Regions from separate parts of the Homo sapiens genome. Here all the other regions are linked to region 3. The links are chromatin loops, found by intact Hi-C in ENCODE. Cell type or tissue: heart left ventricle. All regions are shown on one strand. Links, peaks and the distances in the headings refer to the core of each region. The heading gives the core; the rest is flanking DNA. Region 1 overlaps LOC101929507 (a long non-coding RNA gene). Region 2 has its middle 210 kb from the start of LINC00583. Region 3 overlaps LOC101929507 (a long non-coding RNA gene). Region 4 overlaps LOC101929507 (a long non-coding RNA gene).

What was found. Hi-C counts contacts between places; a loop is a spot of excess contacts. Peaks named below come from ENCODE experiments on the same cell type or tissue, not always from the same donor. Only the 100,000 strongest peaks of a DNase experiment are listed, where the experiment ranks them.
Region 1: a loop joins it to region 3, with 2.1 times the contacts of the local background. A loop is called at or near these places in 3 of 110 quality-filtered maps.
Region 2: it touches region 3 in a loop (2.5-fold over the local background); 4 of 110 quality-filtered maps call a loop at or near these places.
Region 4: it touches region 3 in a loop (5-fold over the local background); 4 of 110 quality-filtered maps call a loop at or near these places.

Annotation. Positions count from the first base shown.
Region 1 is chr9:13,962,127-13,970,308 of GRCh38, forward strand. All of the region lies in intron 4 of LOC101929507 (a long non-coding RNA gene), which reads right to left. Among named protein-coding and RNA genes, the nearest start is that of LINC00583, 38 kb to the left of the region's middle. In heart left ventricle, for the core only: no CTCF peak of the experiment used is centred there; no DNase peak of the experiment used is centred there.
Region 2 is chr9:13,713,936-13,722,117 of GRCh38, forward strand. No RefSeq gene overlaps it. Among named protein-coding and RNA genes, the nearest start is that of LINC00583, 210 kb to the right of the region's middle. In heart left ventricle, for the core only: no CTCF peak of the experiment used is centred there; no DNase peak of the experiment used is centred there.
Region 3 is chr9:13,859,632-13,867,813 of GRCh38, forward strand. All of the region lies in intron 7 of LOC101929507 (a long non-coding RNA gene), which reads right to left. Among named protein-coding and RNA genes, the nearest start is that of LINC00583, 64 kb to the right of the region's middle. In heart left ventricle, for the core only: no CTCF peak of the experiment used is centred there; a DNase peak (open chromatin) is centred at 3,670; H3K27ac peaks cover 1,435 bases.
Region 4 is chr9:13,921,267-13,929,448 of GRCh38, forward strand. All of the region lies in intron 6 of LOC101929507 (a long non-coding RNA gene), which reads right to left. It overlaps LINC00583 (long intergenic non-protein coding RNA 583), which reads left to right and starts at 6,705. Exons shown (of 3, transcript NR_038194.1): 1 at 6,705-6,795. In heart left ventricle, for the core only: no CTCF peak of the experiment used is centred there; no DNase peak of the experiment used is centred there.

The DNA.
Region 1 (8,182 bases), core at 1,367-5,366, 100 kb after region 3:
CCACCGGAGCGCTGGTGTCTCCAACTAATGGCCCGCTTTCATTCCTCTCTTCCCTGAACACTTTTAAACTTTTTTCTGGAGTCAACCCAAACTCAGCAGAGTTTCCAGATCTGTGGAAGTACAGCATGCAAGCAGCCCATTTCCTGACAATGCTGCAAAGCTTCAGGGAACACATTTTGTTATTTCCACATTTATGAGTCAAGCTGAAGCCCTGAACCTGACTCCTGACCAGGCTGTCCCCCACCTGGGAATGCTGCAAAGCTGAGGGGGGAAGGAAAATGGCACTGAACATGCACAGAGAAGTTAATAAAAATAAATGTTCCAATGGCTGCCTAGACAAAAACATTGGCATCCAAGGGGTCTCTAAAAGGGACTGAGGTGTGAAGATCATTTTCTGAGCCCTATTCAGGTTCTTCCCATGATAACTTGTTCTGGTGTGATTGCAAAGAAAGCAAAGTTTCAGGAAATGTGGCTCAAACTAAATGACACATTCTCTAAATGAACCTTTTCTTTCTTAAAGCAACCTGAAAAATGAAGCAAAGGGACTATACATTATTTCATCAATAATAAAAATGTTTAAGCACTTAATATGCACACAGCATCATGCTAGGCACTGTGAATGGTACAAAGAGAAATGTAACCATTGAACAAATTATTTTCAAATACCTACAAGGTGTCAGACATTGTATTAGCTATCGGAAATGAAAACACAGGTAACGCATGGCTCTAGCCCATTCTGCAATTTTTAATCAGTTTTAAAGCAACAATGGGAAAAAGAAAACTGGTCATGCTGACTGCTGGTATTTAGGAATAAGGAGAAGTTCTTAGATCTACTATACTTTTTCCATTTTCTTGAGAAATAATGTTGATTGGTTGAGGTGGTTTGTCAAGAAAAGAAAGTCGTCTTTTAGTTGATAAGGTAATTAGGAAGGAAGGAGTCCACTCCACTTCCAAGCTGTAACTAAAATTTTCAGTGGAGGAAAACAAATTTATAAAGATGAGTCAAAACCAAAACTGAACACTGATAGAGTGCTGGTTCCTACTGAACTTCACTGCAACAATACAGCTGATGCTGTCAGTAAGGATGGTGCTGCCTCATATTGCAAGTTGGTGTTTGTTATAGATATGTAATGCAATGTCAAGTAGGACTTTTCTTGTTGCACTGACATTTACCTAAGACCCAATCTGAGCACCTGACAGTAAATTTATCACATTCTAATTTCAAGGAAATTCCCTAAGAGTTATTGAGAGGCACCAGAGCAGAGCCAGCCCTGCCAACAGCCACCTCTCTCTCCTCCCACTCTGGTTCCTATGAAAAGACGACTGAGAAGTGAGAAGTGTGGGACTTCCCACTCAGAAGTGGGAGTGCAGCATTACTCTATGCAGTTAGTTCCTCCCTTCTTCATTGCAAAAGGGTTGTGCAGTGCTACATTTTAGTGCGAAAGAAACCCCTTGCAGGAAGCTGTAAGACAGTGAATGGCTGAAGGGCAAGAGCTATTATGGTATATAGGAAAATAAGCTGGAATCAGAGTTCCCCAGTCAGGAAACTGTGGAGTGAGAAGCTTCTACAGAGACTCTTGAAGAACCACATAGGCAACCCACAACAGAAGGAACACTTAAGATATCTGCAACGCAGCCGGGTGCAGTGGCTCACGCCTGTAATCCTAACACTTTGGGAGGCCGAGGCGGGCGGACCACCTGAGGTCGGGAATTCAAGACCATCCTGACCAACATGGGGAAACCCTATCTCTACTAAAAATACAAAATTAGCCAGGCGTGGTGGCGCATGCTACTCGGGAGGCTGAGGCAGGAGAATTGCTTGAACCCAGGAGGCTGAGGTTGCGGTGAGCCGATATCGCGCCATTACACTGCAGCCTGGGCGACAGAGCGAGACTCCGTCTCAGAAAAAAAAAAAAAAAAAAAAGATACCTGCAACACAGAGAGGCCATTAATGGATACCATAATCACCCAGCGCCTTCCCACCTCCCACTTGGACAAGAGGGGAAGAACACAGAAGAGAAAGAGGTAAGATGATCTTATAATTTGTTGTGCATACCAAGACAAATGGTGAGAGTTGCTATTAATAACTACACCAGGACAACAGGCATAAACTGGAACTATCCCTGGAAAAGTGGCTGGGCGCAGTGGCTCATGCCTGTAATCCTAGCACTTGGGGAGGCCGAGGTGGGTGGATCACCTGAGGTCAGGAGATAGAGACCAGCCTGGCCGACATGGTGAAAACCCATCTCTACTAAAAATACAAAAGTTAGCTGGGCATGGTGGCGGGCACCTGTAATCCCAGCTACTCGGGAGGCTGAGGCAGGAGAATCCCTTGAACCAGGGAGGCGGAGGTTGCAGTGGGCCGAGATCGTGCCACTGCACTCCAGCCCAGGTGACAAGAGCAGAACTCTGTCTCAAGAAAAAGAAAGAAAGAAAGAAAGAAATACACAAAATACACAGTAAAAACACACAAACAGTAAATGAAGTTCAAAATCCATCCTTCTCTGCTTCTCAATGGGGGATCTGGAGTGAGCGACTTAACCTCTCTGAGCATCAGTTTCCATGTCTGTAAAACAAGAATCATATAATTGCCTTAGAGAGTTGTGAAGTGATATAAAAGCATCTAGAGAGATGCTTGACAACAAGGGCTAATTGTGTTGTGGTCAACAAAGGCTAGTCTTCAGTTTCCCTCTCCTCTACTCTGCCATCATAACACTCCAGAGTTCTCTGGAGAAAGAATGAGATGTGCTTAACAGACAAGACATAGCACAATGAACATTAATTTCTTTCCTACTGACCCAGATGCTGAGCTGCTGTGCAGCTGGACTCTTGACAGTGCCCAAACTCTGTGCCATTTCATGTCCATTTTTTGCTTTCCTACATGGTCTAAGACCTTTGAACCAAACTCATTGTGAATGTGTTTGTGTGTGTGTGCACACGTGCACACACACACACATTAGGGGCAGAGGAAGGAGAAAGTTCTAGGACCCCAAAAATTATACCCCCCCCCCCAATGCTCACACCCCCGCCCAACTCAGAAAAGAAAACAGGTGAAAATGATTTAATCTCAGGAATGGTAAGAATTAGTTCTTGTGGGGTTCAAGCAAAAGGAAATTCATATATGCTTTCTTTCTCCAACAAAATCTCAGGCACAGGCAAAATGGATTTAAAATAAAATCAGGTTGAGTATATAAAGAAAAAAAAAGGTAAGCAAACAAACAAGGCACAACGTTCAATCAGAGAACTATGTAGGGAAGAAGTAAATCCACCTTCCTCGTGTGGGAGATAGGAGTGGGTATTTATGACCACATAGTAATGAATGAGTCTAAACTCCTCTCTTGCATCCATGTGATTTCTTTAGACATTTCCCAGTAGAATATATTTGATATTGTGCAGTGGCCATTCACCTTCTCACCCAATAACACGTGTTGAGCAACCTCCATGTGCCAGACACTATACCAGGTGTTTTACATATTTTGGCACATTACAGTACATATATGGCATTGTAGGGCACAAGAGAGAAAATGGTTGACTGCATCAAGGTAGGATTTGAAGCAGAAGCAAATCCTAAAAGAAAGACCATTATAGTATTAAAAGGTGAGAAAACTTGGATTAATGTCTCTAAATTTTATGAGAAAAATGACACTGCCCAATTCATGCTCCTTCTTATTTTAAGGGTGTCACGGGTATTAGCAGGTTAAGGTATATTACTGTAGCAAATATTTGATGACCAAAATGGGACAATATTATCTGCTTCTGCATGTGCTTGTTTCTCTATAGCAGAAATGGGGCATAATAATAGGTGATTATGCGATGCTCTGCAGAACCCCACTTGGGCCTTGAGTAATGCCCATTCAGATAAGAAAATTGAGACCCAAAGAGGTTAAGTAATGCTAGCACAAAGCACTCTGAGATGAGATACAAAACCAGCCTCTTCTATTAATTCCCAAAACCTACTCCACTGGGAAGGTTGGTAAAAGTGTGGGGACATTATGGTCATCAAAACTGAAGCTGGGGATTACTATTGGCATTTAGTGAGCCAGGGCCAAGAAGGTCAAAACTCACGTTATGCACAAACATGCCCACATATCAAAGAAGAGAGATTCAAGGGAGAAGAAGTGTATGTGTTGCTCAAATGCCAACAATATACCAGATGAAGCAATAGGGGCATCATATATAATTAACTTAATATTTAAAACAACATGTGAACTCTTTCATTAAAAATGTCAAGAGCTCCCTGCTGAAATATTTTTCTGAGTTTTAATCAGCGTCCATGATCAGACTCTTTCCAATGGACTAGGCATGTCTGTCTCTCAAATTGATTTCACAGGACATTTTAATTTTTTAAAAAGTATTTAAGGGGAATCGTCTACTTTCACCATCATTTCATAAAACAACAAATGCTGAAACATCAAACAAGCAAGAAGAACATAATCTCAGGAAAAAAGACAGTCAGTATGGAATGCATTTAGTGTTATGAAAAGCTCACTCAGTTGTTCCAGTTCTTCTCATTCTACCACAGGGCACCAACAACCTCACCATGGGCTGCATCCAACCTGTGGATCAGCTTTGGTGACCACTGACCTAAACGTCTTGGGCAATTTGCTCTTGGCAAAACCACTTTTTAAAGAGTGGGGCCAAAAAGTCAAAGACTGAGCTATGGCTCAGGCAAAACAGGAAGATCCAAAACCAGTGACCCAGAGCAAAAGAAAGGGAGTTGAGAAGGAATGACAAAAGGCAAAAAGAAAGTAGCCATCTTTGAGAAAAGGGTATCTGAGGTTTCCTAGAGCTTTCCTCTGCTTTTTAATAGGATTAGTAGAATCAGAAACCCTTCTTTTGGAAAATCCATGCCTCAGGAGTACCATTTTCTTTTTTCTACACTTTGTCAGAAGCCTAAAGTCCTTCCTCTCACAGTCTTTCGTGATTTCCATTGGTTGGTTTTTTTCTTCCTTTTCTATTAGCCCTTTTGTTCCTCCCTCTTTCCCCAACATAATGGCAATGTTTTCTTGGCCATTTTGTGGTAATCTTCTGGCTCAGCAGTAGCTTCTTACAAGTCTGCAGTTTAGTGAGAGGTAGAACAGAGGTTACTAGCCACAGAATGGAAAGTTCACAGGCTTGGGAGTAAGTGGAGGAGGCTGGTTTTTCCTCCCAGCTGAGAATGCTTCATGGTAGCATTACTTAACCTCTTTGATCCTGAGCTTTCTTATCTGCAAGATGTGTTTAGCATTACCTCATCCATTGCAATGAATACTAAATAAGACTATAGATATTCAGCATAACTTGCATTCAATAAATGTTAGCTGCTTCTTCACCTCCCTTTTCCCTGTCTTCTACATTGTTCACAATCGTTCTGTCATTTGCCTGTGTGACAGGTCTTTCCCAGTCTTTCAATTGATTCTTCTGTCATTTTATACTCACTGTGACTGAAGACAAGCAGGCTACAATCCAAAGACTCACCCAAGACCCTCCATCTGTATGATTTTCAAGCACAGCTAACAACTCACAGTCTGCTTCCTCTCGCCTCTCAGATATTTTCCCACATGAAAGGTCCTCAGCTTCATCTCAACATACTAAATGATTGTTGTCAACGGTCCATTCAACCACAAGCCTCAGCTGACGTTGTCTCAATATGATTTTGTCTGGATTGACTTGTTGGGATTGTTTTTGTTTGGTTTGGTTTTTGTTTGGTTTTGCTTTCTTTTGGATATTGGATAAAACCTCATTTAAAAGAAATATCTATTAATTCAACCGAAGGGAACTAACTCTTCTTTCTGCCTATATTTCTTCTAATAAGAAGAAGTAAATGTATACACAGTTCTTATGGAGGGGAAGTAAATCTTGGCAGTTAGCCAGACTATATGAGTTTCAATTCCAGCTCCACCTATGTTACTATGGGAATTACTCAATTTCTCTCTGCCTCAGTTTTCCTGTCCATATTATAGTGATAATAATAGTATTTGACTTATGGAGTCACTATAAGGAATCAAAAGCTAATACAAGTGAAATGTTTAAGACATCACCTGACACGTGGCAGTGCTCCAAAATTATCACTATTATTAATCAGTAGCTTTTCAACAAACAATTAGTGAGTACCCACTAAGTCTTAGGCATAGTCCTAGAGACTATAAAAGATTAAAAATGGATCACCTCCTCTTCTTAGCTTTCAGAGATCTTATAACTGGGAAATAAGAGAACTTATTGAAGTTGAAGGCTATTTATTAGCTTACAAAGCACTTCTCACAGTCATGTGGTATAATTACTATCCTCATTTTTTGCAAGGAGCAAATTAGGTGCCCTGACCTGTGGCACTTAGCAAAAATGCATCACGCCAACACTGTTTCCAGGATATTTTACTCCAGAGACCCATGCTATTTAACTTCTAGAACATCAAGGCTCACAAGATGTATCAGAGAGTATCTCACATTTTTTTTTAAGAATTTACTTAGCTCCTAATAATTCAAGTAAAGCCATAGGACTTATGCAGATAGTATCTCTGTCTCCAATTAAGAGGGTCTAAGTAGGCCAGGGCATTCTCCCACTTCAGGAAGGAGTACCTGGAAACATGAACATTGCTCTTTCTGGAGCCACTAGAAAAAGCCCTCCTTGCCCACTCTCAGTGTGAAACTGCAATCAGCTTTCTAAGGGAGCTTTAAAAGTTTCAGATCAATATTAATATTGAATAATTGAGCCTTTACATGATTTCTCTCTATGGGAACACATACATGTATCTATGATGACAAAAGAAAACACCACTGATAAAACAGACAAGATCCATGGGCTGCTTCTTTTGGTGTCTCCAACAAATGTTTTTACCACCCTAGTAACTCTTGCATCTAGCACAGTGCCTGGAGCATAGGAAATGTTCAATACATAGTTGCTGAATTAATGAATGAATGACGGTGTTCTATACAAACTATTTAAAAAGGCTTTGAAAGTCAGTTTTTGACATTTATTAAAATGAGAGACATGGTGAACTTTTAAGAATCTTCGTGGAATTGCAATGGTTAATTTTAAACTTTCTTTTCTTTTTGTAACTGCGAACAGAGAAGAAGCATGGTACAACTGAGAGAACACTGGAATAGGTGTTGGAAAACCTAGTCTTCAAGCCCTAAAACTGGGTTATTTTGTGACATGGAGCACGTTAAGTTATCCTCTCAGGGTCTTGGTTTTCAGTTTTGTAAAGTGCGAAGAGCTGCAGTAGGTTACTTCAGCAATCCTTGCCTGTGCATTTCAAAATACCATAACTTTTATATGTGTATAACCTGAAAAATCGGGATGAAAAGTATTTGATGAAAGTGAGCAATAGGCAAATGATGTCCCATGTGCACCTCCATCCTTTTAAGGGCTCCTTCCCTTATGGAGTTGCCCTTCCTACCTGAGGTCCTTGCCCATCAAAACCTGCACTCATAAGGGGTTTGGTTTCACGTTAGCTATCAATTGCTGCATAACAAATTACCCTAAAACTTAGCAGCTTTAAACAACAAGCCCTTATACTCTCACTGTTTCTGTGGGCCAAGAATTTGGCACATCTTAACTGGGTGTCTGTGGCTCAGGGTCTCTCATGAGGTTGTCAATCAAGCTGTCAGCCAGGGCTGCAGTCATGTCAAGGTTTAACTGCAGCTGAAAAATCTGATTCGAAGATCACTCATGTGCCCATTGCCAGGGCTCAGCTTCTGGCTATGTGGACCTCTCCATAGACTGCCTGAATGTCCTCATGACATGAGAGTCGGTGTTCTGAGCGAGGAGAGTTTGAACATGCCCAAGATGAAAGCCACAGTTGTTACAGAAATAATCTTGGAAAAGACACTCCATCACTTCTGCCCTATCCTATTTGTCAGAATTGGGTCAACAAGCCCAGCATACACTCAGGGTAAGGGCATTAAACAAGGCAATACCAGCAGGCAAGGACCGGTGGGCCATCTTAGAGACTGCCTCCCATAGCTCTCACTTACACACTACTATGAACCCTAGACATGTGGTTCATCAGGAGGTATTCATTTTAATTGGGAGATATTAGTCTCCCAATTAAACAAGACATTAAACAAGGCAACACCAGGAGGCAAGGACTGCTGAGTCATCTTAGAGATTGCCTGCCACAGCTATCACTTACACACTCGTACGAACTCCAGATATGTGGTTAGTCGGGAAGTATTTGTTTTAATTGGGACATATCAGTCTCTGT
Region 2 (8,182 bases), core at 1,387-5,386, 150 kb before region 3:
TAAGTTATACAACAGAAAATGGAAAATGACTATTAGATTTTATTTTCCACAAGATAAGAAGATAAACTGATAGTGTAAAGGATCAAGTAGGATTAAAAAGTCTTTAAAAAATTGATTTAGCTTGTGATTTACTTGATAAGATCATAGTATTTGATGGTACAAGTGTCATCCAGAGGTGGCTTTCCACATTTTCTCTCTCTCATGCCCATGGCTTATCTGCCATATAATTCTTTTTTCTACGAGGCTGACAGTTCCTTAGAATTCTTCATACAGCTCTATGGGTGGCTCCTAATAACTATCTGAAGTAGGTATATGAAATAAAAATGCTTTGCCATTCTTAATCTAGAAACCCTAAAACCAGGTAATACAATAACCCTGGCATCTTAAATGACTCAGTGTAGATATGTTAACATGTACATTCTCCTTAATTGATGTTTTTAGAGCTACTTAAGAATAGAAGACAATAAAAAGCAGTGATAGGGAGGTATAGGAAGGGACAAACTGGAAACGCCTGAGACCCTATTAGAGGTTGTTACAACTGCATTCTAAACAGCAGCTAAATTAGATCAGATATCTTGGAAATAATGTACAACAATCATAGTTGAGAGAAAAGTAAGCTAGTATTTAGAAAAACAAAAAAAGTGAAATTTATTTAGCTGATTGAATGTAAAGACTTTCTTATTTCAGAATTTTAAGTAAAAAAAAGTATAATTTTTAAGTTAAACATAATATTTTCAAAAAACAAGATATGTAAATCAGTTCAATTAATTCAGATGACAAAACAGAGCATTGGGGAAATAACAAATTTTCTAGAGAAATGTCTTAAAACAACAGTGTTCCAAATAATTTATGTATATAATTCACTCTCAAGGAAGTGGAGCATAGCTTCCCTCTCCTTTAGAGTAGGCTGTGCTTTGTTACTTCTTTCTAAAGTGTACAGTATAAGAAGAGGAGGAGGGATAACTTTGCAGGAGGGAAAGCTGACACACACATGCTACTTCAGGCAGGTGATCAAGGTCAACATCAACAGTGGTAAGCCATATTGACAGTGTGAACCCTTGATAGGAAGTGATAAGATTGGCACTTGACCTCTGTGGTCTTCCTCCCAATACTCATAACCAAATTCTAGTCATGAGAAACACATCAAACACATTAATATTGAGGGACATCCTACAAAAAACCTTACTGATACTCCTTAATACTCAACTCAAGGTCATCCAGAACATGGAAAGTATGAGAAACTGTTTCCAGAAGACATGAAACTGGTACAAGGAAACAGAACAACTAAATGCAATGGTTAGGATCCTGGGTCATAAAAAGGTCATTAGGTAAAAACTAGGGAAATCTAAATAAAGTATAGTTTTTAATGAAAAATAAATGTATCAATACTGCTCGACTGTGAGAAAGTAACATACAAATTTTCTTTACTGTCTTTACAATTTTTACATAAATCTAGAACTATTTTAAAATAAAATTTTCCTAAAAAAGAAAGAAATAAACAAGAAGCCCTTTTGTTGGCAATGTAAACCTCACAGCCGTGCTTGGGAATGACAACCTTGGAGATATAAATCACTGGAACACCTCAATACAGACTGGTGTAGGCTTTCCCTTTTGGAAGTCTTTAAAGAAATAAGCTATTTCTCTCTAGGAATTCCTTAGTGTACTGCTGTCTTAAGATGGATAGGTTGGAATCCAAAAGCTCTGATGCCCTCTGGCTCCACTGTTTTATGAGTCTGTAATTTAGTTAATGATATTGGATATCAATTACCTATGGGTAAACATAATTTCCATTCATATTAACATTCTCACAGAGGCCTAATTTCTTTCAGACCTGTGTTGAATCATGCATTCATGTGATAATAGTATAAAAAGCTTTATTCTCATCAAGCTATTCTAAATGTTTTACTGTCTCCAACTGTACGAAGGAGTCAGGCTTGTTTAGCATGTGTTGCTTTCCAGATAATTTTATAATGACTGTTCCTTAGCACTTAGTTATCTTCCATGTGCTAGCAAATTAATATTAATGTTTACACTAAGTTCTCCTGATTCCCTCCTCTCCCCGCTCCCCACCCCCCCCCACCAAAAACGTGCAGGTAAGAGGGAATGTACAGACATGATGGAAGAATCTGCACATTTACTCTTATATAAATCTTTTTCCCCATAATTATAGGAGGTCCAGTGCTTATATACACTTGTCTCTAGAGTAACATTCTTTTGTTTAAGTCTCTAAACAAGATTAGAAAAGTGGAAAGGAAATCACATATCTCTTTTGTAGCCATAAATGAAACACTGGAACTAAGCCATAAAAAATACCAAGGCAATTTTTTTATTTTGTTTTGTTTTGCTTTGTTTTGTTTTGCTTTGTTTTGTTTGTATCTGGGACTTAATCCATTTTCTCCTCCATCACAACCTCTATACTTATTCTGTCCCACATTCTTCCCTCCCTCAGCAAGTATGTATGTGTGTATATATATATATATATATATTTTTTTTTTTAAATCATAGTTAGCTTTCATCTTCTGTGCCTTGTTCAAGCAAAAGCCCGTAAAGTTCCTTTAAGGCAAGCTGCTCCTGGGGAAAAGTCATGCTTCATACCTTCATTAGAGTGTTGAACACGCCTTGAACGCTTAATAAACTTCAGACAGTAAGATCAGTATAATTTGTATAAGGAGCAAGTAGATGAACCACGGAAGGATTTGGCTAACTGCAGTAAACTGGAGGTCCCCAAGGTCCCCAAATTTCTCTCTCTGTTTTCTCTGACCACTGTTAAATTTCCTTGAGTGGACTGGCCAGGCTGAATTGCAAGGTTGTAAATGAATCCCTTCCTTCCCCTTGAACTTGTTAAGCTCTCCCGGCTTCTCCCACTTTGTCTGGCAGGCTGCTCCACATCTTAATGACTTTTTGCAAGAAACAGAACCTCCTAATATCTAACACTCTGCCCTGTCATCTGCTGTTAGGCAAGCTTGCTTCTGAAGCTAATGACTTGAGGTTTCTCTTTCTTACTCTTTCTCTTTTGATTAAGTTTCCAGCCCATAGTGGAAAAGGAGAGGATATGATGAAGGGAGCGAGAAAAGTGAAGAGAGGACAGGGTGGGGGGCGGGAGGAGAGAGAGACAGAGAGAAGAGAAATGCTATAAATATGGGCCAGTACCTAATTATAATTCGAGACACTGGCAATTTAATAAAAACAACTCCTCCAGAATGCAGCCATAAGGAAAGAGTTTCCACAATCTGTTCATCTGCATAATTAGTGATTCAGGACCTGGGAACAGTTGGAACATTGCTGAGGAAGGCCCAGGTCACATTATTGATAACATAAATAACAAAGATACAGATTTCCCCAAACTACAAACATCAGAATGTAACGAACAACAACCTAATAGGAGCACAGAAAACAAACAGAAAGCAGATAAACTCTGGAGCCGGGCAGGCACAAGACTGGAGTCAAGCACATCATTCATCAGTCTAAATACCCTCAGGTTTCTTGGAGTCACCTAAAAACAAGAAAATGGGAAATCCTCATTGGTGATGCTTTCTGCAAGGATGTGAGCCTACAGCTGTGAATATGCATGTTCCACGAGGCAGACACAGTCTTTATGCTTTACACATGGGAACATAATTCGTCTTGAAAAAAAATTTGCATTGCTAAAGTTAGTTATTTAATGGCACAGGGGAGACCTGGCAAGTGAGTGCTAGAGACATGGTTTTCAGTTTAGAACTCAGCTGAATTCTATATAAGAGACTGATAAGTATATTTAATTCCTTTAAACATGTGTTAATTACATGCCCCCTTTATAAAATGATGTGCATTCTTATTGGCAATTTGAGAAGGGCTATCAGAACCACAAGAGCAGGAATCCTCTGTTTTTTATTCTGTATTTCCAGCTCTCACCATGGAGCTGAGAAGACAGGACATGCAGTTCACATTTGTTGACAGGCTGCCAAGAGAAAAATGCAGCAAATTAAAAATAAGAGGAGGTTAAGAATCACTCAAACTTTAGCTACCCAAATACAATCATTGGTGTTCAAGTCTAGGGCATAAACTTTATGCTGATGGAGATACAATTTCCAAATACTTCAAACCAAGTATCAGCTACATGGAAGTTGTAGATACACAGACTATTCAAGATTTAAGAGTTGCAGCTTAATCAGGCTAAGGTGTGTGTGTGCACATACACTATAAGCCCTGGCAAATTTGAATGCTTTGTGTCTTCAGTCAGTGTGAGACCTTCCTCACCGTGTGAACAAAGAACTGTCTTTGAGCCCAAACAGATGGGTGACAGCAGAAGAGACAAGGAAAGAATTTTCCACGCATATACCTCCGCCATGCATGACTGTCCCTAGGGTAAATATGTGAATAGTTTCAACTTTTAACAATAGAAAGGAAAATAGTAATACTTTTTAAAAAGTATATGTGGCTTTGTGCTTTCAGGCTTTAAAAACCACACACATACCTGCGGTTTTGAAATATCCTTAAGACACCAAAGGGGATGATCCTGTCTGACTGGGTGAATGAAATAAAAGAAAGACTGTCCTTTCAGTGGGAAATTAACCTATTCAAGCAGGGCTGTAATAATTGCACATTTGGTTGTTGAAGAATAGAAGGCCTTTAAAGTCTAAACTTGCCATTATCTAAAAATGGAAAACAATCAGAGGAATTTGCACATTTTAAATTAAGTATCCTAACATTAACCCATGAATACATATATGCATTCCATTAGTTTATTTAGCAAATACTTCTTGAGTTCTCATGATGTGTCATATACTCCTCTAAGCTCTGAAGTTACCAGTAAACGAAGACAAAAACTTCTCACTTCTTGTTTTACCGAAGTCCCTGTGAGTAACACAGGCAGTTGCCCCACTAGATCTTGCATTCCTGAAGAAAGTTTTTGGATCTGCAATATGACTCCCTTGATTTGAAAATCCAAAAACTTTACCTTTAACTGCCAACCGGTTCAGTACAATTGAATGAACTCTTGCAGCTGGCGCGAAGTGAGGCATGGAAAGCCTCAAAGGAATAGGGTGTCCAAAAGTTGAGCCTTTGTAGAACTATAGACAGTGGGGTAAGGTTAGATGCCACAGATACCTACAAATTATATCTGTTATTACAGAAGAATTTGAATCTTACAAGCCAAGGTCAGTATACCTTAGAAAACTCTATCTTTGCACTATTTTGATGGGTCAAAGAAGATGACCCAAAGCAGTAATTCCTAGAGTTAAATATTTCATAGATGGATACAATTAAAACACAACAACAAAACAACTAAAAAAGACTGCCCCAGGAGTGCCAACTTTTAATTTCAAAGAAGGACATTAAAAGAAATTTAAGTATTTTTAAAAGTAGAAAAAAACACCAGAATAAATTATAATTGCTTCTAGGAAGAGTTGGCATTTATAACCAACACACACTAGCTGTGTATAGGAATAGGCTGAATTATGCTGTTGTAAAAATTGCCACCACTCTTGCCCCAGTCTCTTTAGCTTAAAACAGTATGCTACATGTTTTTCATGGGTAGACAGGAGTGGTCACCCCTTGGAGATTGTGACTGTCAAAGCAGCCATCTCCAATGTGGCTGACCACTGTGCCAGGGGGAAAGAGAGCTCTGGATACTCCTGAATCAGCAGTTAATGCTCCAGTGCAGAAGCAATATACATGACTTCTTGCATGATTCATCGGCTGGAACTAGTCACATGGTCCAATCCAATTACAAGAAGGCCAGAAAGTGCAAACTTACCATGTGCCAGGTGAGCCAGGAATATCTGACAAGCAGCATACATTTGACAGGCAACACTGATGAGTGCCACAGCTGTAGATGATACTGTTCTTATTTTCTTATTTCAGTATGGACTAATGAAAATGTGGTCACATCCTTTTACAGATTTAAGTCTAAATTTGAGAACAACCCATGTTAGAAGGAAGAATATTTGCAGGCCAAATATAATTCTCTCTGGAAATTGAGAACTTTCTTGGAAGCATGTGCAAATTATCACTAGATGACCAATAATAAGGAGATTGCTAGGGGGTCTGACCCGTATGATCAAAGGTAAACAACCCTGAGAACTCAGATGCTGAGAGCAAGAGCAGCAGGAAGGGCACTGAAATGCAAAGCCTGCCCCAGTAGCAAAGTCTCTTGCACTCAAACTGAAAGACAATTTTCTTTAGCTGCCAACAACATCATGCTTTATAACCCGCTCCTAATCCACCCCCTCAAGGATGATTATTTCAGTGTTAACTCTCTGCACCCAAGCATCTGAACAGGTCTGAGTCAGCCCAGCAAAACCCAGCAACATTATTGTTGACCCTAAAGGTTGCATAAGAAATTTTTTTAAAGCATAGTTTCCTATGCTGTATGCTCATGCGGTCATGGTTCTTTTGCTCTGTGTTGTTGCTTTTATCGTTGTTAATACATGTGGCAAAACCAACCCTCAAAATTAAGTTAAATCTCTTTGCTCAGCTATTCTATTGAGCTGTGAGGCAGGGAAGTCTTACGCTGTTTTATGGAAATTCTGATTTTCAAAGTAATAAACAAATCTCAAAGGAACCAGAAAAGAGCGATTGGACCGATGCCACACACTCTGTGTGGGCTCAAGATACTGTACTTGATGATGGCAAATTTTCTTTTCAAAAACACCCCCAAACAAAGCTTAAGTTCCAGAAATGTTTTCTGTGCCAGACTTGTAGTAAATTTTCCTTGGAGGGCCTAATGCAAGATGAAGGACAAATGGAACTAAGATAGACTTGGTACCCAAGTGAGGGAATAAGAGAGTTCAAACAAATGTGCAACTAGGTTCAAGCCTTTGATTCTGTAATTCAAGTAAATAATCAATTTAGTGGGGAAGAGGGGAAGGTCAGTATCACCATATAATATAACACATATGAAATAAGATAAATTAACTTAAAAAAATTTATGATAAAATACTGTCTGAATGATTTAAAATAAAATGTATATCTCTCTCCTTCCTTACTTATCCCCAGGAATCCCACATTCTTCTTCTAAATGTAAAGTTAATGGTTTCTAATGTATCCTTTAGAAAAATGGTGGTACTTATCCTAATGTGTATATTTATACACATTTTTTCACCTACCCAGCTGGGATCTACTATATACTATATAGTCTTTTGTATTTTAATTGTTCAGGAGTCATCTTAGCATCATACAAATGCAGCCTGGGTAGATTTTTCTTCTCTGTTGTAATTTTTAAAATAATAGTTTGCTTTCCCTTTAATTTCATTGAGAAACTGCTCATGTAGCAACTCATGCATCTTGTATAGTACCTTGCACTGGAAAAAAAAATCTGTTGCATTGAAATATTTCAGGATTAAATATTAGCTATGAATGAATGGGGTTATCATCTTCTCCTCAAATAAATAACTAAAGCACTAAACAAATACTTTTAAACAATAAACTTGGCTTTGTGTCTGGCCCAAAGGGCTGTCAGATAACCTTCTCTTACAGAGCAAAACTCCCCAGACTGTGTTTATGTCATTCAAAGCTTCCTTGGATACCCGAGGAAAAAAAGTAAATTGAATGGAAATCATGGAAACCAGAAGTTACCTCTTCATCAGATTTTTTTCTGAAGTTTAGTCAAAATTAGAAAGAGTAACACAGTGAGAAGAGCACCTAGGGAGTGGTTCCTCCAGCAAACCCAACTGTCACAGCTCAGTGCACAGGGACATTGCATTGCAGAGAGATTAGGAAATTTAACTCAGCTGTTTTGCAGATTAATCTATTTATTGCTGAGGTGGATTATAAGAATGCACACAGGAATGAATGCAATGAAAATGACTAAAAGGAAAGGGAAATAGCTATTTATTGGACACCTACTTCGTGTCAGATACTACTCAGCTCCTTACTTAATGTTTCTCATTAATAAAGTTTCCAAGGAAGTAGTCTTCCCTCCAAAATAGGTAGGTAGGTAACAGGTAGATCACTACTTCACAGGAAAAAAAAAAAAGAAGTCCCTTATCCAAGTCACACAGTCAACAATGCTTTGGACAGGAAATCAAATATAAGGCTCTGACTACAAAGATAGTTTTCTTCCCACTATACCACAAACCCTCTTCAAAAATTATCTAGTTACTAAAATATGTGTCAGGCCCAGATGGTTTTACAGCTGAAATCTATCTAACTTTCAGTGAACAGATAATCCTTATGTTATTCAAAACATTTCTGACCATAGCAA
Region 3 (8,182 bases), core at 1,837-5,836:
ATCCTCTAATTTCCTTATTCTCAGTCTCTTTTTGTCCGTCTATTTGTTTTATTTCTGAATAACATTATTATCCAAAGTTTAGTGATTTTTAAAATTTTAAGCTATTATATTTTTAATTCCTAAAAGTTCCAACTCATTCTCAGATTATCCTTTTTAAAAATACCGTGTTCCAGAGTTCAGATATCTCCTAGTTTTCTCAAAGATAAACTATGTATTTCTTTTTAAAATTTTTTCTTATGTTTGGAGATTTTTAAGAGATGGAGTTAGAAAGTTCCTTATTTCGAAATTTTGAAACCAGATGTCTTGAATCTGATTTTAAGAAATTTTACCTTAATTACAAATGGTTCCCAATCATTGTTCACTAATATAGTCACCTAAAAAGCTCAAGGACATCATTGGGCCTTATCTCAGATGTATCAAATCAGAAATCTCATAGGGGAAGATCCCGAAATCCGTTTTGTTTTGTTTGTGTCCCAGATGACTACAAGGCCAAGTTGGCAAATTGCTACATGGATATTTTGTTGTGTTCTTAACCCTTCTCATGTGATAGTGACTAAACCTTTTTATCTGTTTCTCACAGCAATATTCCCTCCAGACTAGCTTGTTCGCAATTTGGAACAGAAGGGAAGGATTGCAGGGATGTCAAAGGTCTATTGCATCACTTTGTTATTGAATGTACCCATGAAACTGCACGTCTCCTTTGCCTTACATTCTATTTGCCATAGGCCAGAAGTAAAGGTCTTCATCTAGTATGACTACATTTTATTTTTCTTTGTCCAGCGTCATCCAGTGCCACTCTTTTCCCTTTTATCCATAACGTTCCTTTGCACACGAATGAATATATATTCTGTATTCCAACCACAGCGATCGCCCTGCCTTCATTCTACCATAACGCATGGTATCATGTCTCCTTGTCTTTCCACATACTGCAACAATAAATAGATTACTATTCCTTGTGCTGCATCTTTCTAAAAAGTCCAGAATAATATGTGGGATAGATTAGGTGAAGGAGCTTCAATGTACATGGACCCCGTTTTCTGTTTGTTATATCCCCTCAACCCACACACACAGATCTCCAGCTTTGTTCATTCGGTTCTAATATGACACTCCCCAAAAATGTCCGCCTCTTTATCACAGTCACCTGGAGTTACAGCCGTTAAGAAAAACATGCTTGAAATCAATGTTTCTTATGAGAGACTAACGCTAATAAAACTGTACAACAACCAATTTTATTCTCTCCCCAGCCTTGCAACTGCTGGGGAAATTAAGACATTATAGTTATTAGTCTGATCTCGAAACTCCGTTATAAATAAAATGTGACAGCAGATTTAATTGTTGAGAATCAGATCCTTAGTTCCTTAGAACAATACTCTACCAGGAAATTTGCTGGAAAAACTAAGTGCTTTTATGGCAAATAGATCTGTCCTGCCTCCTTCTCATTGCAAACAGAGTCGAGTATGCATGTAACCTATTGTCAGCCCCTCACCCACTCACCAGGCAAAATTCCAGGGACATGAAGTCAAAGTTGTCATCCTATGATACACAACTGAATTACACTTTCCTTTGCCACACATAAAAGGGGGCAAAGGTGGAAAATAGGCTGGGCTTAGAAATAAAAAAGGACACTGTCATTTTGTAGGGAATTTGAGTTAAAATAGGGTCAAAATGAAATGACACTTTCAACGACCAATTCAGAGTCAATGAAAATACCAGATAGTGTTTGCAAAGCCACGGCCTCTTGAAAAGCATTCTAAGGAAATTGCTTAAAGTGTCTATATGTGCATAATTGTTTATTCTCAGAACTATGGGCCAGTTCTCTCTGAGCACATACTCAAATCACAGCACACAGTAACATATAGGCCTGGGGGCAGTCAAAAACAAAACATGCAGTTCTCTTTGTAGGTCAAATTCCAAAGCTAAGAACTTTGGGAATATGTCTAAATGTTCCCCCCCTTGAGAATAGAGGCCTTAGGAGGACATGGTCATATAACCTAGGGGTCATTTACAGAAATACCCCAGGACCCTGTAGGAGTTAAAAAGACCACCTAAGAGAGCCTTGAAGATGAAGTTTCCCATAAATGGGGGATTAATGAATTTGGAAGACAATGAAGTGCAAAGAGATGAGTCAACCTTTGAGCCATAACTTGAATAAAGGGGTAAACAATTATTAGGAAGTGAGCTCCAGATTGTTTGTCCACTTGGGTTCACCATCTCTGGTGCAGATGTGGCCCCTTCCCTAATGTGATTACTAACAGGTAATCCAGCACCAGGCAAGTGTGAGTTTCTGACAATTTGCAGAATTCTTACCAAGCAGGAACTAGAAATCACATGGGAATTTGAGTGAGACCTGGCTATTGAGGACCTAAATAAATCCTTATGGAATCAAATCAATAATATATATATGCGTATCTAAATTTTCATATTAATAATTAATTTGCCTATATTTGCAAATTGTATAACATAAGAAGCTATAAAATGTATATAAAAATTAGTGTTTATAACATTTGTAACACTGTCCCATTTAATCCTCACTTCCATGTAGTTCCATTTTACAGATGGGAAAGTTGAGGCCCAGGAAAGGTTAAAAGGAATGATCTGAGATCCCGTAGCTGAGACCTGAGATTCCAAATAAGTTTTTAATCTCAAAATCAAAGTGGTTTTTTTAATCAAGGAAGAAAAATTCTATTTGAACCAATTCTAAGTTTTTCCATGCTTTTTATTACTTATACCTTCACCTCACATCTTTTCACATGAAAATAATTTAACTATTTAAATAATTTAAGTATTTAGGGCTAAGGGAGACCATCCACATTCCCAAATATCACACTACTAACACTGTGTTAGAGCCATCTGCAAAAAAATGGCCAATGTTATGAACTGAGTCTTCATCTTTTACTGAATGTCAAGTGTTAAATTCCGTGAGAAGCGGCATCTTACAGAATGCACAGCATTTTCAGCATTTCCCCATTATGGATTCCAAGTCTCTGCATTAATGCAAACATAGGGTCTGATATCCTTTAATATTAAATCCCCACTCTAGCCATCTCTAACAGAAAGTGGCCTTTGGGTGCCTGCCTGAAATAAATGGGGCTGGACAGGCACATTGGTCTTTTCTGGCACCCCAGAAACCAGAGATATTCCTCCCACAGTGATTTTGTGTGCAGCACTGAGTGCATGAATCTTGGATGTTGTTTCAAAAGGAACCATGAGCCATTTATTCTTAGCCTGAAATTGGCAGGCTTTACATTTTGGAGAATTTTTAATAGGACTAGCAGAGGAACCAACATTAGGGATTATTTTCTCAGTGTGGGGTTAGATGTGTAATGCATATGTTTGCCCTGAGGACCCCAAGCCACATACTGTAAAACTCTGTTAAAATGCCTTTCTCTGCAACTATTAACATTTTCCTGTGCACATTGTTCATTTATAATAGTCCCAGCCAAAAGTTTAGAAAGCTATGTTCCCCCATAGACCATTATTTTTATGCTAATTAATTAGCAAAACCAATATCTCAGCTATGAGATTCCAAGCTCTAGCTACTCAGTTTGGCTGAAATCTGTTTTTCTAATTATTGACTACTTTCTGCTACTTTAAGTCCGCCACCTAAGTTCTTGGACAGAGCTAGCTTCTGGGAGCAGGGGATGTCTCCAATGGCAACACAGTTCCACACTGAGTGGTGGAGTGGGAGGGAGGGATTGCAGCTGTTGGAGTCACTGTGGATTTGGGAGGAAGTAAGAGGAAGAAAGAGAGGAGATTTGTAGGACAGACTTAAAAAGGAAAAGACTAAGATCTTTTGACAAAATTTCAGTGAGGTGCAATTCTCTAAAGTTGCTAATACACTTCAACACTCTTAAAGGGAACATAGTATTAAAAACATATACAACAAGGAGATAATGAGTTAGACTCATCTGGAAAATAATTCTGTGTATATATTCTTGTGTTCTTAGGCTCTTGATTCTTTGATTTTATTTCTGAATTCCTGGAGCTGACTATATTTTTATTTCCAATTTGACAGGAATTTAGGCAGATTGTTTTCTCATTATTTCCCATATTTACAATTTACATTGCCTGTCTGATTGCTTACATTTGGGCATACAGATATACAGATATGAATATACACACATATAAATAGATACAAATAGATATAATCTCTCATGGATTTTCTATCTGATTATGATGGTTTTTATAAGGGTAAGAGGGAACAGAGCAGCTACTAATACTCTGAGCATAAACCATGCCTCATGGGCTATGTGTTCCATCTCATTCTAACTTTATAACAACCAAAGAAGAAAGAGTGATTATCCCTAGGTAACAGATGAGAATAATGAAGACTAGAGAGGTTACATATGTGACTAAGGTCCTAGTATGTGGTAGAGATAAGACTTGAATACAGATTTGTCTAGAAGAACACTGAGGCTCTTTCTCCTAAAACATGTTTCTTGGAAAAAGACTTGCACAACACGTGTATGCCTGCAGTTTGTTCTTAAAAGGAAAGTTCTCCTTTTAATTCCTTATTATGAACATTTACTTTTAACTCCTAAGACCACTCTCTGAGTGTGTACAAATGTATCATTGTCATAAGACATTTTTACACCTGTCAAATGGGAAAGGTCATTTCTTAAGAGCAGCCAGCTGTAAGTCAGGGGTTTTAAAATTAAAGAAGGAATTATGGGGCGTGACAGGCAATAAAGAAGGGGATTGTGTGGGAGAAACAAAACAGTTTGAAAAAGAAGAATCAGAGACCAAAGTTATATTTGGGGGATAGGAGGCAGGGTTGGTGTTTGGTGGTTTGTTTCTTTTTTTGCTAAGGGCAATTTTTCTCAGGAATCTATCCCACCCTTCAATATTTGGTGCCTTTCTAGGCACACATTAAGATCAGCGATTCCCTAAGTTCACAATATAGCGCTACAGCAACTAATTCTCCAATAATCTGATAATTTACTCTGTTAGTAATAATAACCAGCAAGGACTAAAGAGCTTAACTCCTTATTTTCCTCACTTCCAGATGATTTCCTTAGCTTTCAATAGAACCTTGAATGCTTTTGTCAGGAAAAATAATTCAACTGGCACCCCTTGAGGAATCGTGGAGGAAATTTTGCCATCATTTGCATTTTGAGTATTTCCCGAATTTTAATTATCCGTGATTGAACCACTAGTATGATTTCACCATCTTATATTACAGGTTTAGTATGATATACTATTTTTTATATTGACCCCTACTTTTACTGATATAGTTTTGGTTCTATTTGTTTTTTAGATGATAGCTGAGTGGTTTATTGAATTGTCTCAGCTTGGAGGAGTAAAAACATGTTATTGTTTTATTTTTCTCGAATCATTGCCCCTGGTACTATGTCAAATCTCTCTAACCCCTGAAAAAAGTATTGAATCCCGTCTTGGGCAGATTTCAAAAATCTCTCAGGGGCTTTTGGTTATTAAAGTTGCAATTGTCCATTTTCAGTTTTTAGTTATGAGCCAGTATAAAATTTCTTTCTCTACTCCATTGAAACATATATATTCAACCACTGCAGCCCAGGTTACTGGCATCAGACTTGAAGAAGGAGAGGGCAAAATTGACTCTTACTCTTTTCCCTAATCCTTGACCTTGGAATGCAGGCTATCTTATCTGTTCCATCCTCCTCTCTACATTTTTAAGGCCCCATTCTGTAGACATCCTCTTGGAGTTAACAGTCTCTGTTCTCTGGTAGCTGTGAGTCTTTTTGTGCGGGCACCAAGCAACTCTAGGCTCAATCTCTTCCAAATATCTCCAGTTCTGTTCCCCATCAAAACACCATATGACGCCTGTAATCCCAGCACTTTGGGAGGCCGAGGCAGGCGGATCACGAGGTCAGGAGATCAAGACCATCCTGGCTAACACAGTGAAACCCCGTCTCTACTAAAAAATACAAAAAATTAGCCAGGCGTGGTGGCGGGTGCCTGTAGTCCCAGTTACTCAGGAGGCTGAGGGGGAGAATGGCGTGAACCTGGCAGGCGGAGGTTGCAGTGAGCCGAGATCGCGCCACTGCACTCCAGCCTAGGCAACAGAGCGAGACTCCATCTCAAAAAACAGAAACAAAAACAAAAACAAAAACAAAAAAAACATATGACATCCTTTATTTTAACACTTCAGTGGTTTTTAGTATATTCACTCTATTGTATAGTCATCACCACTATATGTTTTAAAAGAAAGTTTTATATCACAACTACAAACATTTTTTTAAAACGCATCATTTGCCCTAATTAGAAGGTAATAGAAGAAAATTACAATGAAAACAAAACTGTGTTATTCATTCTTTGTTACTAAATAGTGCTGCCCATTGAAGTCTTTGGGCTTGAGATATATTCTTATTGCTAAGGAGAGATGTCATTGAGGGCTACATTGATATTGAGCAAGTGAGATTTTCTCCATTCTTATGAATCATCAAAAAGATTAAAGGTGAAAAAATGTTTTTCAAACGTGATTTCATAATTGAATTACTCAATGTCAAGTCCACTTAAAAATCACCAAAGACATGTGTTGTACACTTGAGGAAAACATTGTGTTGGGTATTTCCTGCTGTGTTTAGAGATGGCCCTCCTTTTTCCAGGATCCCTATGCTTTCCTCATTTTCCTTAGCCCTTTTCATGTTTGGATCTCTACAGTTACACCATTCTAGCCATAGCAAATGGCACGTGGGGAATAATTAAGGAACCCAGCCAACAAACAGAACTGAGGCCCCAGACATAGGGCCCCAGTTGAGTTGTCCCAGCATTTCCAGCCATTCCCACCACCCCAGCCAAGATCCAGTAATTACGGAGCAGAGGCGAGTGACCAATTTCACCATTCCTTAATTATCGACCCACAAACTTGTAAGTATAGTAAAATGGTTATTGCTTCTTGGCACTGGATTTGGGGATGATTTATTATACAAAATTAGATACCAAAACCAAAAATTCATAGGGTGACTATTTACCCATGTTTTCCCAGAACAGTCCCAGTATACACCTGTCGTCCCAACATAATTATGATTAGTGCTGGTTTCATTCACCCTTTAAGGCATCCCAGTTTGGATGACAGTTATATGTTCACTCTTCTAATATGCCATGTTCTGTACTCAAATTATGGTCTTGCCAAATGTCTAGTCTTCTAGTATCTTAAAGTTTGCATAACAGAGAGCCGAATGTTGCTTGCTTCTGAATTTGGACCACCAGTTGTGACTGAGCATACATATTGCTCTCAAGAAAAATTCAGAATTCTTTAAGTTTGCCTGAAAGAAAATAGATGCTTAAAATATATATTTATAAAAAGATTTCTCAACCGGTGACACTGAAAAGACCACATACCAAAATGTTATTTACATTGTGGTACCTAGTAACAGAAGAAACAGGTGTAAAGGAGAGAAAACAAAATTTTGTTGCCATGTTTCAATTTTCATTGCCACACATTATTGAAAGAACCCAAAGCAATAGACACTATTTTCAAGACTATCAGGCAAACTACGTGTTCAAAGACAAAGAAGGAAAATGTTGTTCACGTTTACTAAAAGCTGTTCCTTCTTCATTGCATCTATATAGCAAGCACAATTACATGTGTTATTTAATTTTCATGGCAAACCTGTGAGATAGGTACTACTATCAACCCCATTTTACAGATGAGGAAATGGAAGCTTGCAGAGTTAAGTAGTCTGCACAATCAATGCTGATAAATACAAGAGGCAGGATTTATACCCAGGCAGTCTGATTCCAGATCCTGTTCTCTTAGTCTTTAGCACTTACCGTCTCTCTATTCAAATATAACATAGAGAAATTAATTTGTCTGCATCAAATCAATTTGTAAGTATCATAAAATGCTAGATATGATATAATTTTGTGAAGAAAATGATTCTGTATTTTCTCATTATTTCCTTCTGGTGAATCTATTTCTCTTCTATTACAATCTGATCAGTCTTACAGGAAAGCAAAATCAAATATTACTGGGTACATTGTCTGTGGTAAATAACAATTTTAAGATGCTAAACCTACCAGTATTTAGCAATATTTCACTTAGATTATATACTAATTATACCTACATATTATGCTGCTTAGGATGTATATTATTTATAACAAGCCATTGTTGAAGAGTGATTAGTTCTACAAGGGCTGGTCCTTGGCTTGATATTTGTCAATTTTTTTTTCCTTTTCCTTTTAGCTGACATGTAATAAGTAT
Region 4 (8,182 bases), core at 1,650-5,649, 61 kb after region 3:
TTAGTATAGACTGATTGTTTTATTGTTCACATCAACAATGTTAACCAAACATGTTTGAAATGCTGGCCCTAAACTAAACACAAATTTCAACACAGCCACACTAATCAAGCCTGACTACATGAATTATGCAAAATATAAAACTGAAACATGCTTTTATATTAAATAACTAAAGTTCACTCTCTGTCTATAACCAATAGTATCAACAGAGTAAACCTGAAAATAATCATAAATGTTTCATGTAGTTTTAATCTTGGGAGAAGCAAGAGAAGTTTCCACATGGCTATCATAAAATAAATGTCAACAACATATGGGCAAATGAGACCAGACCCAGTATATGTGTAATTCTCTTTATTAGCAAAAATTAACCTAGGTTAGATCTCTTAGGTTAAGTGGTAGTAAGAGCTGGTAAAAGCAGTAACAGAAAACAGGCATAGAAAAGTAGAAGAATAAAAATGGGAACAAATCAAGAAAAGTCCTGCAGAGAGTGTGATTTAGAAGGCTAATATTTTCTCAACAGCAAAACAGATTATAATCTTGACAAATTTTCTGTTGTATTTTTTAGCATCTTTTATTAGAACATCAAAATTTTTAAAATAAATTTATTCACTAATATGTTATCTCATAAAAAATATTGAATACTGTCATCTCTCTTTCATAATAGAAAAAAACTTACATGTGGAGATTTCTGTGAGCATCTACCCTAGACCTGAGTCTAAATAAAGGAGAACAAAACAAAAAACCAAAATAAAAAAATCTCAGTCTTGAGACAGTTATTTTTTATTAAGTGACCATATAAACACATCTGACTTACGTTTTTTGTTGGTAGCATCAAGCAAATTCCCTGTACATCTTTTTCTTCAAAATACTCTTTGATCTAAGAACAAATTTAAATAGTATTGAAACTAGTATTATTACAGATACAAGGCATTCTTCCTTGGTTTCTGTGATTCTTTTTAGTATTGCTGAATAAACATTAGTAATGTCTATGTCTTGAGGAAGCTGAATTTGAATAGAAAATTACTAGCTTTATTATAATCACTTACAGACTTTTAAATTATGCTGTCAATATTTTCAATAATACATTTCACTTGTTTTAAATGTTTGGTTAGATAACCACCTCCTTTCTCCTCTTGCTCCAGCTACTCCTAATTCAATATAATCATTGAATAGGGTATCATGGTTCCTCCCAAACAGGCAAGAATTAAAGTCACAATCCTTAGGCAAAGACTCATTATTACTGGCTTGTTGGAATTAATCACATTTAAGGCAGCCATTTAACCTGATAACCTTCAACCTAATTGTCTCAATCATTCTATTCTCTTCATACCATAGCTACTTTCCCCAAAACTGCTACAAATCTGAACTGATGACCCAAGTTCTGTCTGTTGGCTGGCATCCACGGCTATTTCTATGCAAAGAAAACACCATGGGGTCATTTCACTACATTTATACTTAGGTGGTTCCAAGAGAAAAGTTTCCCCTCAATACAACTTCACCAGCAAAATATACCTGACGTAGTTTAGTACTGATATAATTGGCAAGGAAATTAAATATCTTTACACGTGTTAGTAAAACTACATTTTTTCCAGTTTGACTTCTCCATTTATACCTTAAAAAAGGAAAGACCCTGGAGTTTCCCTTGAACTGTACATTTTAGGTGTCTTGTATTAGATACTATTAAGGGAAGAATAACTGATATAAGAATTCTTAAGAATTAAACTTACATATTTTGGCAGAAAGGATCTGGACTTAGTGTCTAAAGCCTTAAGGTTGAGCTCTTTTCACTAACAGACCCATGCTGGGCTTCAATTTCTACACTTTTTGAGTAGTTTGAACCAGATGTCTCTGAAATTCCCTCCAACATCCTAAGCTCATTTAAGACTTTTGATGTGATGTAATGATTTATTTTTTTAAAGGTAGATGATCATAAACTCCTCCCTTGAGCCCCACTTTTCAGAGAACTTTCTTTATATAGGTAACTCCTATCAATCATTAAGGGAACAAAGAGATACAGTGTACATAGAACAATTGATATTCCAAAACTTTTTATTCTGATTTTGAAAGGCAATTGGAGACATAACTCTCCTGTAAAGATCCAGGTTGTAAAACAAAGTATATTATAGTCTTTATAGAGCTCTTATAAACTGTTCTTCCTCTCCCTTGGACTGCACAATTGATGACAATCTGAGATCTAGCAAAGTGCCGGGGCATGTTACTGAAAAACCAGGGTTTCGGTCTAGGTCCTGCTGCTCACCGCACAGAAAACCAATCACTAAGATGACAAGTATTGCCAAGGAAGAAGACTTTAATCGGGTGCTGCAGCCAAGGAGATGGGAGTTTGGTCTCAAATCCATCTCCCTGACTGACTAAAACTAGGGGTTTATATAGCAGGGAAGACATGGTTCAAAAGCAGTCATAGACTCCTCCACATGCAATTCCATGAACTAACACAGATAAGCACACACATTAAAAAATGCAATAAAAACAGGCACCAGAACCAAGCAAATCCTCACACTGGAATGGGTGCATTTATTTTTCACAGTTATTGTTAATTCCATATGAGTTGTTTGTGTATTCAGAATACTTGTTAAATTCAAAAAGAAAGAGGCCCTCAGACCAGGATTAGCAGTCAATGGAGTATAATGGCAATGAGATAGTATGGAAGTTGAAATTTGAAATTCTGCTGCAAAATGGTCCTGGAAAGCATTCAAGCAATTATCCAGCTAAACCAAAAAGAAAAAGAATTTCTACCATACAATTAAAAATAAAGGCAATGTTGAGGTAAATGGTCCAGATTGCCTTTCATATTGATTAAATTGCCTTCATGAATATGAAACTCTGCTTTGTCCACAGCCAAAGACTAATAAAATCACAGGATGTCAGAAGAGAAGGAACTATATAGATCAACTTATTCCATCACACCATTCTGTAGATAAGAAACCTGAGAGTAGTGTTTAAAGGATTTTAAGATGTAGAACAGAACCCAACTAGAACCTAAGTCTTAGAACCTTCTAGCTAGTTCATTCCAATTTACACAACATGAGTTAACTAATAGCTCATAAGGAAGAAAGATTAACATTAAGGGAAGAAAAGTTACGTTGAAAAACAAAAGAAGGAAAATATGGTTGTTTCATTTATATAGTTTGTTATCACTTTGAAACCATTATGTTAAATACACTTAATACAAAGTTTTAGAAAGTTTTATAATGCCACAAAGAAGAAATGCCGTATGCTGAATATGTTCTAAAAATGCTAATCTCTAAATACAGACTTCTTGAGGATTTGTTTTTCTGTGTTGATTGATATTTTATATCCATTCTTTAAAAACCAACTGGCAAGAAACACAAAATCTTTAATGTCTGGAATTCTGATTTTTATATTTTAGTAACATTTATTATAAATATTCAATTAAAATAATTGTCTTTATTTAAAACTATATCTTTAGAACAGCTGTAAATAAGTAGACAAACCACGACACCTTTTTTTCTTTTTTTTTTTGAGACGGAGTCTCGCTCTGTTGCCCAGGCTGGAGTGTAGTGGGCACAGTCTCGGCTCACTGCAAGCTCCCCAGGCTCACGCCATTCTCCTACCTCAGCCTCCCGAGTAGCTGGGACTACAGGCGCCCGCCACCATGCCCGGCTAATTTTTTTTTTTTTTTTTTTTGTATTTTTAGTAGAGACGGGGTTTCACTGTATTACCCAGAATGGTCTCGATCTCCTGACCTCATGATCTGCCTGCCTCGGCCTCCCAAAGTGCTGGGATTACAGGCGTGAGCCACAGCATCCAGCCCAAGGCACCTATTTTTAACTCACCCTAATTAAATGTCCCAAACTCCCTAATGCATTTAAAGAGAGTATAGAGAAAGTGAGCAAATGAGTGTGATTGTATATGTGACCTCTAAACTTTGAATAATGCATCCTCAGATGTTTGATAATGCCTATTATGGTCCTAAATGCTAAATGCACTTAAAAAGGAAAAATAAGACTGTCTGAAGAATAATTGTTATGCCCAAATACTGTTAAAAATTTTAAAGTTGATGTTGCCCAGGAAGATACCAAGGAGAGTCGAGCCCTCCACCCGGCTCACCCCAGTGTAGGTGTTCTTATCACACTTGTCTATGGATCTTCAACGAGGAAAGGAGGGGACATGGGATCTTCCACTACCAAATCTGGAAAGCTCTTCAACATTATAGTCATCACGCCTATTTTACAAGGAAGAGAACATTCACAATTTCGTATCTAATGACAAATAGCTCAGTGGCTAAGATCGAAGCCTTCCACCTCCCAGGACACATTCAACCTTTTCTCAATATATCTCATTCTCATATTTTAAAAATATAAAGTCTTATAAGTTGGGCAGTACTTTTCCAATAAAGTCAAATTTTTAAATTTTTTTATTTCATAGAAAATCTGAGAAAATCAAACACAAAATGTTTTTGTAAAATATACTTTCATGTCATAAGTTTAACATAAAAATCTAATCTGATTAATGATACCTCGCTACATTTGTCATACTGAGGCTAAAGCCTTGGACTTTACATAGAAAAGTTGTAAATGTGGATATTTAAAGGAAATGTCTCTTCACTCTTTAAAATATCTTATTTTAACTAGAATTCAACCAAGGACTCACTGGAGCAGTTAATGGAATATACTGTACTTTATTTCCATAATCGAAGCTTTTTTCTTACCGAGGTTTCCATCTCTGTTCCTCTCCTTTGGTTCTGTTCCTTAGTTTATTCCCTTCAATAACTCCCTCGCTCAGTTATAAGATTTTTTTCTCTATCATCCAACTCCATATCTTTCTACCTCCTTGTCTTCCCATTTTATTGTTGTAAACAACCTTACGAAGAACATTTTCATCTTCCAAGGACCCTTCCAACAATCAAATCTTCCTCTTTTGTGGGAATGCTGCCAAACCACTATCAAATCTTAACGTGTTGCTCATCCAAGTTCCTGCCTAGTGCCACCTGTGATCCCTTCACAATTTCTTCCCTGAACAGAAGCTACTACTTCCCATGCAAACTGCCTCCAGCCTGGACAAGCAACAACTGAACCAACAAACCAACCCAAACCTGTGTCTGTTTATAGAGCTACGACATCAGCCATGTCAGGAAATGGAGAGTCAGAAAACAATCTCGGTTATTGACTTACAGTAGGTGCTTGACAGGACTGTTTCTGAGTACCCAAAAGGTATCAAGCACACAGTCCTGACAACAACTCTGTAAATAGAAATTTTCTCCATGTCACAGTTGAGGAAACTGAGGCCCAGAGGTCCTTGGAGTGTAATTTTGGCCAGTCTCTGTATTATTTTTATTTATTTATTTATTTATTTATTTATTTATTTATTTTTTGAGATGGAGTCTTGCTCTGTCACCCATGCTGGAGTGCAGTGGCATGATCTCAGCTCACTACAACCTGTGTCTCCTGGGTTCAAGCGATTCTCCTGCCTCAGCCTCCCAAGTAGCTGGGATTACAGGCACCTGCCACCATGCCCAGCTAATTTTTGTATTTTTAATAGAGATGGGGTTTTCCCATGTTGCCCAGGCTGCTCTCAAACTCCTGAACTCAACTGATCCACCCACCTCAGCCTCCCAAAGTGCTGGGATTATAGGTGTGAGCCACCACACCTGTCCTGGCCAGTCTCTTTAAATGGAGTTAGCCCACCACTGAAAATTATGAAAGAGTTGTATAGCATTTCACTTTAATGTCTCCACAAGCCATGTTAGTCAGGACCGCCTCCTGCCATCCACAAGGACACTCTGCCCCTCCTCCTCCTGTCTCCTCTCTGATTCTCCGACCTCCACTCCACATATTCACCAAGGGCTCTCTTGTATATTAACCTTTTCTCACTAGACCACTTGAGACATTCTTTCATAGGAAAGTGATACCATTATTCATGCCCCACCTTTTAAAGATAGATTAGCTGAGAAATCATGAAACTGGCCTTGCTTTCAACTAATCAGTGTTGAAACTGGAATTAAAACCCATTGAGATGAATGGAACACACAAGCTAACACTGAAACTTCGTATTCTTTCAACTACTCCATGGGACAGTTATTCGCATCAGTTCCTTTTTATATCACACAGAAATTTCCTTTTGAGGTTTTCTTTAAAGAAATTAAGAGCCATAGCAATTACTATGTTAAGAATTAGAGTAATAATAAATAGCTATCATTTTATGTAGTAAGTATCAAGCATGAGCTATGTGTCTTACAAATATCTCATTTAATCCTCATAAAAATTATTATGTAGGTACTTCTGTTATATGTCACTTAACGATGGGATATGTTCCGAAAAATGTGTCCTTAGGTGTTTCATTGTGTGAACGTCATAGAGTGTATCTTCACAAACTAGATGGTATACCCTCCTACACACCTAGACTATATGGTATAGCCTATTGGTCCTAGGCTACAAACCTATACAGCCTGTTACTGTACTGAGTACTATAGGCAATTGTAACCATAAGTAAGTATGCGTATATCCAAACATAGAAAAAGTACAGAAAAAAATGCCATATTATAATCTTAAGAAACCACTGTCATATATTTGAACTGTCATTGACCAGAATGCCATTAATTGATGTATGACTGTATTATTTTTATATTATGAATGACTATTTTTTTGCCTTTATTTTCTTAAGTATATAAACTTCACTATTAAAGAAGTGTAACTCTGACAAGATCTCTTTGAAGGCAACATGCAGAATCTCAAAAGGCCACATGTAGAATATTCAAAAAGTGTTGAAGTTTCAAAAATCTTCTAATATTTTAAATGCCTAATAGACATAAAACAAAAGGTAAGTGGAATTTAAAACATATTCAATTTGGGGACAATTCTTTTGAACAATTATATATAATACTTTGATTTTTTCACTGTCATAAAAAATGTCAACTATCTACCATAAATGTGCAGGTAAACTGGCTGAAGGAGAAGTTTGTATTCTGCATTTATTACCAGATGAGTTCAATTTCTGTCCTCCCTAAAATCATGGTTATCAACCTTAAGTTTTAAAAACAGAACACGGACTTTATGAAAACAAAATATTTGAATGAGCATTAAAAACATTGTTCATATTTATACATCCACAACTCACATTGCCTTAAATATAGATTAGATTATACTAAGGGCTCACCTTACAGCTGTTTCAACACAGGCCTAGTGAAATGTGTTATTGTGAGTAAAGGGGATGGGTAGAGGTTTTAATACTGACAATCAAAATTGAGACTGACATAGTCACCAAGTAAAGAACATGCCATAATTTAAAATTAGTCAATGAATAATTTTTTTAATTATTGAAAATACAATGGGCTACGAAGATACATGCTTGATATATTTCCAGTCTAAATGCATAGCATGACGTCTTTGGCTGAACCACTTAAAACTGCCATGTTAAAGATCAAAACGATCACTTCTCCGCCTTTTGGCTAAGATCAAGTGAAGACTGAAACATATTAAATACTATATTTATAAAAATAAATTAATGAACAAATAAACACAGAGTGGAGAAGGAAAAACCTCTTCCTTACAGTACAATGCCAATCAACAAAAGTAAACAGAATGATGGAGTTAGAAAATCCCCAATGAATGCGTGAACGTTTGAGGAGGATTAGGATATTTACATGGTTTCAAAGTAACTCTCCACAAATTCCTTATTACTTATAAAGGATAACTTTACAATAGAATTTTAGAGTGGAGAAACTTGGCAGATACCACCTGAATCAGTGATGCAAGTTACCACCAACACTGGGACAAACTAATATATTTTACCTCCTGTTAGGATTATCTGCGAAGGGCAAAACAGCACCCATCACTTCTGTGATATTTTTTATAAAAAGCATAGCCTGACTCTAATCATAAGGAAACATCAGGCAAACCCAAACTGAGAGTCATTCTGCAAAACAACTGGCCTGAACTCTTGAATAACAAGGTCAAGAGAGACAAAGATAGGCCAAGAAACCGTTCTAAATCAACAGAGACTACAGAGACACAAATATAGAGCATGACCCCAGGTTGGATGCTGGGCCAGGAAAAAATTTTTCTAAAGGATGTTGTTGAGACAATTGAGAACATATGAGTTTGGACTATGAATTAAATAAGAGCATTGTATTAATGTCAGATTTTCTTATTTTGTAATGGTTCTGTGGGTAGAAAAGAGAATATCTCTTCTTAGGAAATCTTTTCTA